Regions from separate parts of the Homo sapiens genome. Here region 2 is linked to region 1. Evidence: chromatin contacts called from ENCODE Hi-C or POLR2A ChIA-PET data. All regions are on one chromosome and are shown on one strand. Each heading gives the region's core, a stretch centred on a gene start or an enhancer-like site at or near the end of the contact. The rest is flanking DNA. Distances are from core to core; before and after follow the strand shown.

Region 1 (3,407 bases), core at 195-2,694:
GTTGGGATTGAGGTAGGATGAAGGCAGCTTTGGGAAGAACTCCAGTGAGCAGAAAAAGGGAAGGGACATTTGGGTGGAAGAAACAGTTTGAACGAAGGCACCTCCATAGAAAGGCATGGACAAACATGGGAGCTTGCAGGAAAGGAGGGGAAGGGGAGGCTGCAGCACAGGGGGCTCCCAGCATGGTCCTGGGCTCCTTGTGTGCATCAGTGAATGCACCAGGCCTTTGCAGAAACTTGATGTATTGGCACTGATCCATAGAGAAGGGAACAGAGGCCCAGGAAGGAAGGTCACACAGCTTATGAGTTGGTGATGGAGATGGGATTAGACCATTCCATTAGACTTTAAAACACATGGCTTATTGGGGCCCTAGAGAACACCTAGTAATTCAGGTTGCCTGGTGCCTACAGTAAGTCAGTAGGTTGTGAGAGGAAAGGTGTACATGACAGAATTATATTATTCATAATATCTGGGTGGTTTTTTTTTCTGCCTTCCATGTACCAAAACCTGGGCTAAGCATTTTTATATATTACCTCATCAAAACGAACAGCACCTTTATCAAGCGATTACCCCTATTTTACAGATAAGGAAACTAAATGTCAGAGAGTTCAATAATTTTCCCAAGATCACGAAGCCAATAAGTGATGGAGTCATGACTTAAATTCAGGTCTTTTGGTGACACAACCCAGACTAATTGGGAAAGAGCTTCATGGGTAAATCGTGAGTCATACTTAATTTCAATTCCTGGTGACATAATGAGGGTACAAATTTTCAATTTTTTTTTTCTTTTTTTTTTGCCATGGGCAAGTTCCAAGCCTGGGCTTCTCTTCCAACACTGTCCCTCCCTTCCCTGTATAGTTCTGCTCACTTGTCCTGTCTTCTTGCTCTGTCCTCTATGCCCACATGTATAGAACTGGATCCCCAATCAAGGCTAACTGCTAGCCTTAAAGAAAGACCAATCTTCTGGCAGATAAGAAGGACTGTTAAGGAAGACGAGGGGACAGGAAAGCAAGGGGAATGTCAAAGAAATAAGGGGCCTGGCCAATATCTCAAGAACAGAAGCAGCTGTGGCCCTGGAAGGGCGAGGGGGACGTCATTTCCTTTTCCAGATCCCTTTTTTCCTTTGAGGTTCAGTCCCAAATGGGTAAAGTTCAAATACTAGTCTTACTCAGAATTCCCTAGTCCTGCTTGCTCAAAAGGTGGATTTTCTGGCCTCACTCCAATCTTCAAAACATCTTTTTGTGGGGCTTGAGAGTCTGCCTTTTAAAATAGCACCCCAGAGAGTCTACACATTGAGGGCCTTGGCTTCTGTAATGCAGTTACATCCATGGGCTTTCGCTGTTGCTGCTGAGAGAACTTGGGGTGCCAGGAAGTCGGGGTTGGATGCCTTCCAGTTCCCTGCCCTAATCAGAGGCATTGACCTGGAGGCCCTGTGTAGGAGTCCCCATCTTTCGGAATTAGTGATGTGGTTAGAGTAGCAACGTGACTCTCTGTGGACGGAAGAAGGTAGGTCGGATGTGAGAGTCTCCCTCCATGAACATGTGTGCGTCATCTGAGTCAAAGCTTGTATCTTTACTCTCAAAAACAAGTCATTTTTGTTCCTGTCAGCATCTTGGCCAGCCCACAACAAAGAGTACAAGCTGGATGCTTGTACTGTGCTGCGATAAAGAGGCCCAGACACAGGCCTCAGGTGATCCTACAGAGCATGGCTGGAGAGAACAGGAAAGGATTATTCCCCTGGGGGCTGATGGGGCTGCCTTCAGCAACACAAAAACATGCTTACAGAAAACTGCTGGAGGACATAGGAGTGATCTGCTTGCAATGAGGTTTTTCAACCACCAGGAATGGGGTGACCTAGTCCAGAGCCCTCTAATAAAGTGACTTTCAAACTGACTGCACTTCAAAATAATCCTAAGCTTTAACAAATAGAGATGCCCAGGCTTCATCCCAGATGTACAAAATTCAACTCTCAGGGACAGGGTCTGGGACTCTGTGCAAAGCCCCCTGGGAATTCTGGAACAACTAATCTGGCATTGCTCTAGGAAATAGCACTTGGAAAGCACTCCAGCAAGGTGGGAGGGAAAATTATTCCAGCTTGAACACTACAATATCAAGTAATCCTTTCTCTCTTCGCCCTGTCTCTTCCCTTCCCTTTCTTGCTCTCTGTAACAGGCAGGAGGCTCAGAAGAGCTTCTTCTCTCACGCTTCTTGCAGGGCAGTACAGGGAAAGATGTAGCTGTGTAAATTCCAGGAGGGCTTCAGGTATATTTAAATATGGGTTGCTTGCCACATTCACCTGCCTATCAAGTTTGCAGATGACAACTGCAGAATGTGGCACCCAGGTCTTGAAAGTCATGAAGCAGAATTGGATAACATCTGTCCGAGTCATGACAAAGAGGGTTCCTGTGCTGGGAGTGGGGGCTAATGAACCTGGAGATCCTTTCCAACACAGACATTCCCTGATGCCAATGATAACCTTTTCAAATTGTTGTTTTCTTGATTTTTATCTGTTTCTGGCACCTCATTTGATTCCCTATATGACAATAACCCCCAGGTTGAGTGCACTGAAATAATTTAGGTAATGAGAAGCTGAAAGTTACTACAGATGGAAGGAATTAGGGTGTATAAAGTGTGCATTGTGTGAGTCATAGGCTGTGTCTTTAAGCAACAAGCTTTTATTGGTGTCAGCATCTTTCCAGGTACAATGCAAACCCAGTGAGAATGAGATTTGGGGTTTAAAAGTGTTTCTGACCAGAGATGCCTGAGGGAATGACCCAGGGATCAAACAGAGATGCAAGAGAGCAAGGCTTCAAGGAAACTCACCTCAGCCTGTTTCCTCAACTGCTTTCCGCACCTTTGTTTGCGGGTGGAAGAATAGAAAATGGGCTTGAATTTTTCAATCTAAAATTCTCTGTTCAAACCTGAAATTCTCTTACCTTATAGGAAGAGCAGCTGTATCTTTCAAGGATAGAATGGGTGCTAACTGCATGGGTGAAATTATCTGAATCCCAGAGAAATGCTCTTTAGAAGAATCCACCAGACTCCTTCCTTTCTAAATCATACCCTTCTTTGAAGTTCCTTTCAATCCTTGGATCCTCTGTGGACACTGTTCTGATCATTCAAGCACTAAATGATCACCTGCTACCTGCTGTCTGCATACCTGGCTCTGCTTCTAGAGTACACACCTGTATCGGCACAATTTATTTAGCTATTAGTCATGTATGTGTTTCTGATAGCTCTCAGTTAGCTGCCTGGGATGGTTATTTACCTTTTTGTGCTAGTTTTACCTTCTCAATGGGACTTTGAGCAAATTAAGAGTGAAAACACATCTGTACTGATCCGTTTACATGTCCAATAAATAGATTTTAGTGCCAACTTGTGCAGCCATTGCTCTAGGTCTTGATACA
Region 2 (3,263 bases), core at 590-3,089, 240 kb before region 1:
AGGTCTTGTCCTCTCAGAACCTTCTACAAAATGGAACACTCAACTTCAGGCTGGGTCAGGTTTTGAAAGGTCCTTCCCATCCCTCCATTCCTTAAGGCATGCTAGCTAAGGGGACATTGACCCTACACTTGATTTTAGCAGGTAGTCCCTGTAATCTTACAACTTTAGTGACTTAAAAGTTCTTCTTGGTGTCTATCCTACAACTGAAATATGTTAATAGATAAACCTCTATCTTCCCACTGGAGACTCCTCCTCATGTGTGTTTTTCTCTGTGGATACAAAGAACAGAAGGTTGACTATATCTACAGTTAAATATTTTTCTTTTTCTTTTTTTTTTTTTTTTTTTGAGATGGAGTTTTGCTCTTGTTGCCCAGGCTGGAGTACAATGACGCGATCTCGGCTCACTGCAACCTCTGCCTCCCAGGTTCAAGCAATTCTCCTGCCTCAGCCTCCTGAGTAGCTGAGATTACAGGCACCCACCACCACACCCAGCTAAGTTTTGTGTTTTTTTTTTTGAGTAGAGACAGGGTTTCACAATGTTGGCCAGGTCTTGAACTCCTGACCTCAGGTGAACCCCTACCTCGGCCTCCCAAGGTGCTGGGATTACAGGAGTGAGCCACCGCACCCGGCCTATAGTTAAATATTATACTTAAGTACATAGAAAACACACTCCCATGCCCCCATCTGCCTAGGCTTTCTTGGGTCTACAGTGACACCATTGAATTCTTTTTCTTCAAGGAAGATGCAAGAGGAAGAGGGTCCTGGAGGTCAGATCCTACACTGCTCCCTGTTCCCTGCCTGTAATTGTTCCATCTCCTCCTGCCTGGCCAGTCAGCTCCTCCCTGGACAGGATCCCTGTGGTACTCCAGGGGCACTAGCCAACCCCACAGCCCTGGGACAGTTGGGGAGGTCCCCATCTCTCTGCTAGCAGCAGGCACACCCAGGCCTCAGGCATGGCACCTGCCCCTCACCACCTCGGCATGAGAGAAAAGAAAAGATTACTAAAAATAAGTTAGCTCCAAATTTCAGCAATAAAAATAAAACTAGAATCTTTGGAACCACTGGCCCATTTGACTGTTTTTTATGTGCTGTCTCAAAGGCTTACATGGCCCAAGACTAGTCCCAGAAGAGATTTCAGACTGGCACAGCCTCCAGATAGCCTCATTTAGAGATGCCGTCCGAACTCCACACTCGTGGGATTCACTGCCCGCTGCCTCCTCTGGCCCTTCCCAGTATTGTCCGTCCTATAAGATCAGAACTCGCATCTCCTTCAGGTCCAACAACATCAAGTACTTGGTTACAAAAGCCAGTATTGGCCGGGCGTGGTGGCTCATGCCTGTAATCCCAGCACTTTGGGAGGCCGAGACGGGCGGATCACGAGGTCAGGAGATCCAGACCATCCTGGCTAACCTGGTGAAACCCCATCTCTACTGAAAAATAGAAAAAATTAGCCAGGCGTGGTGGCAGGCTAACTACTTGGGAGGCTGAGGCAGGAGAATGGTGTGAACCCGGGAGGCGGAGCTTGCAGTAAGCCAAGATCGTGCCACTGCACTCCAGCCTGGGCGACAGAACGAGTCTCTGTCTCAAAAAAAAAAAGCCAGTATTGACCAAATACTGCTTGGGTTGAATTGCTGCATCTTCTCTCTTGCATCCTGTACAATCAGGATGGACTAACTTGAAACAACCCCTGCTTTTCAGTCATTGAATATAATCAGAGGTTTATTTCCCCCTTTACTTAAAAAAGTTAGATTGGCAGGTGGGGATCAGGATAACACATGGGAAGCTTGTGGGCCAGACCCGGAAATGGTGGGTGTTTCTTGCAACCACGGGCCATTGGCTGGAACTCAGTCACGTGGCCACACCTAACCACAGGGGAGGTTGGGAAGTGAAGTACAGCTGTGAGCCCTGGTAGAAAAGGAAGCAGGTTGTGGTGAGCATTTAGCTGTCTCTGCCACACATGCCTCCTGCCACCGTTTCTGCGCCAGGCACCTGGGAAGCTCTGCTCATAACTGCTTGGTAAAGGACATGACCTGTTTCTTTGACCTTGTACCTCTCTCTCATCTGTCACTGAGGATATTCTGTTCTTGGGATTGGGTCCTGTCTCCCCCATCTAAACTGGAAATCTCTTGAGGACGGGTGCTTTTCCTCACTCAGCACTTCTCTGGTTTCTCTGTAGCATCTGAAACCTTCAGTGTTGCATCAAGGTGGCCTCAACCACCTGCACCAGAACTACTCTTTGAGAATGGAGTTTCAGGGGCCCTACTCCAGAGCTACTGGCTCCTGAATCTTTGGAGATGGGACCCTGGATTCTGCTTTTCTAATACTTTTCCCAGGTGATTCTCATATATGCTGCAATCTAGGAACCACCTGTTTAGGAAATATTTGGTAATTGACTGCTTACCCCAATTGGAATGCAAGAAGAGAATGTGTCACAGATTCCTAAGAGGTTCCTAGGCTGGAAACTGAAGTCTAGAGAGGGAAGAGGATTTGCCCCCAGTCACACAGCTCAGTAGAGACAGATTCAAGGAGTCAGGCCCCCTGGGTCCTGCTCAGAGCTTTCTCTGCTAGTCTCATCACCACAAGCTGAACTCTTATTTCAAGGCCCTTTGAGATCTTGATGGCACATGATGTAAGGGAAGACACACAGCACTAACTGTAAATGAAGTCCTCCCTTCCCATCCAGCTCAAGCCACTAAGAGGTTATGGCCAAGTCATTTCAATCATCAGACTCAGGTACTTCATCCTGTCCTTCTCAACAAACACCCTTGTCATGTGAGTGTCCTTATCTTCCCTGCTGAGAGTCCCTTGCCTCTTTGCATGGGAACAGACCCTTTTTACTAGTTTCTCATGGGCCTGGTAGGGATTCTAGATATTGGCTGCCAAGTTCTCTAAACCATAAGGACTTCCCCTAGGGAGGGGTCAGAGAGACGACCTCCTCCAGGACCACCTGGAACTCACCCAAGACATCCTTGTTCACACGCCGCTTAGTCCAGGCCATCCCTCACTCTCTGTTCTGGTTCCTCCCCTCCTGCCCTCCTTCTGTCTTCACAGGTTTAGATAGTTTATCCAGAATCAGCTTTTCCCTATAAAGCAATTTCACTTACAGTTTGGGACACATAATATCCACCCACCCAAGCAGTTTAGGGAGAAAAGAAGAAAGATTTTATGCCAGTATCAAACCTTGAATCCCAGGTCTTATTGCACACTGTCAGATCAGGCTTTGGATCCAACTCCCAGCCTAGGAGCTTGAAGGGGTCCTAGCT

Evidence for each region. A loop is a pair of places that touch in the nucleus more often than their neighbours do. ChIA-PET counts read pairs that join two places held with the same protein, here RNA polymerase II (POLR2A). Pooled maps may share reads with other maps.
Region 2: a pooled map shows a loop between it and region 1 (3-fold over the local background). The contact joins two enhancer-like sites. A Hi-C loop is called at or near these places in 4 of 37 single-sample maps with no recorded cell type and 11 of 50 pooled maps. POLR2A ChIA-PET finds 5 or more read pairs at or near these places in 4 of 52 experiments (PC-9, activated CD8-positive, alpha-beta T cell and activated naive CD4-positive, alpha-beta T cell).

The regions. Positions count from the first base shown.
Region 1 is chr1:206,801,892-206,805,298 of GRCh38, forward strand. The region is part of intron 2 of IL19 (interleukin 19); the gene reads left to right. Among named protein-coding and RNA genes, the nearest start is that of IL10, 31 kb to the left of the region's middle. RefSeq lists an enhancer at 1,287-1,336. Within about 2 kb of position 1,445, at least 6 of the 41 ENCODE cell types and tissues checked have a DNase peak (open chromatin) inside an H3K27ac peak, as active enhancers do.
Region 2 is chr1:206,561,337-206,564,599 of GRCh38, forward strand. All of the region lies in intron 2 of RASSF5 (Ras association domain family member 5), which reads left to right. LOC124904494 (a long non-coding RNA gene) reads left to right here. Exons shown (of 2, transcript XR_007066831.1): 2 at 1-1,058. Among named protein-coding and RNA genes, the nearest start is that of EIF2D, 49 kb to the right of the region's middle. Within about 2 kb of position 1,840, at least 9 of the 41 ENCODE cell types and tissues checked have a DNase peak (open chromatin) inside an H3K27ac peak, as active enhancers do.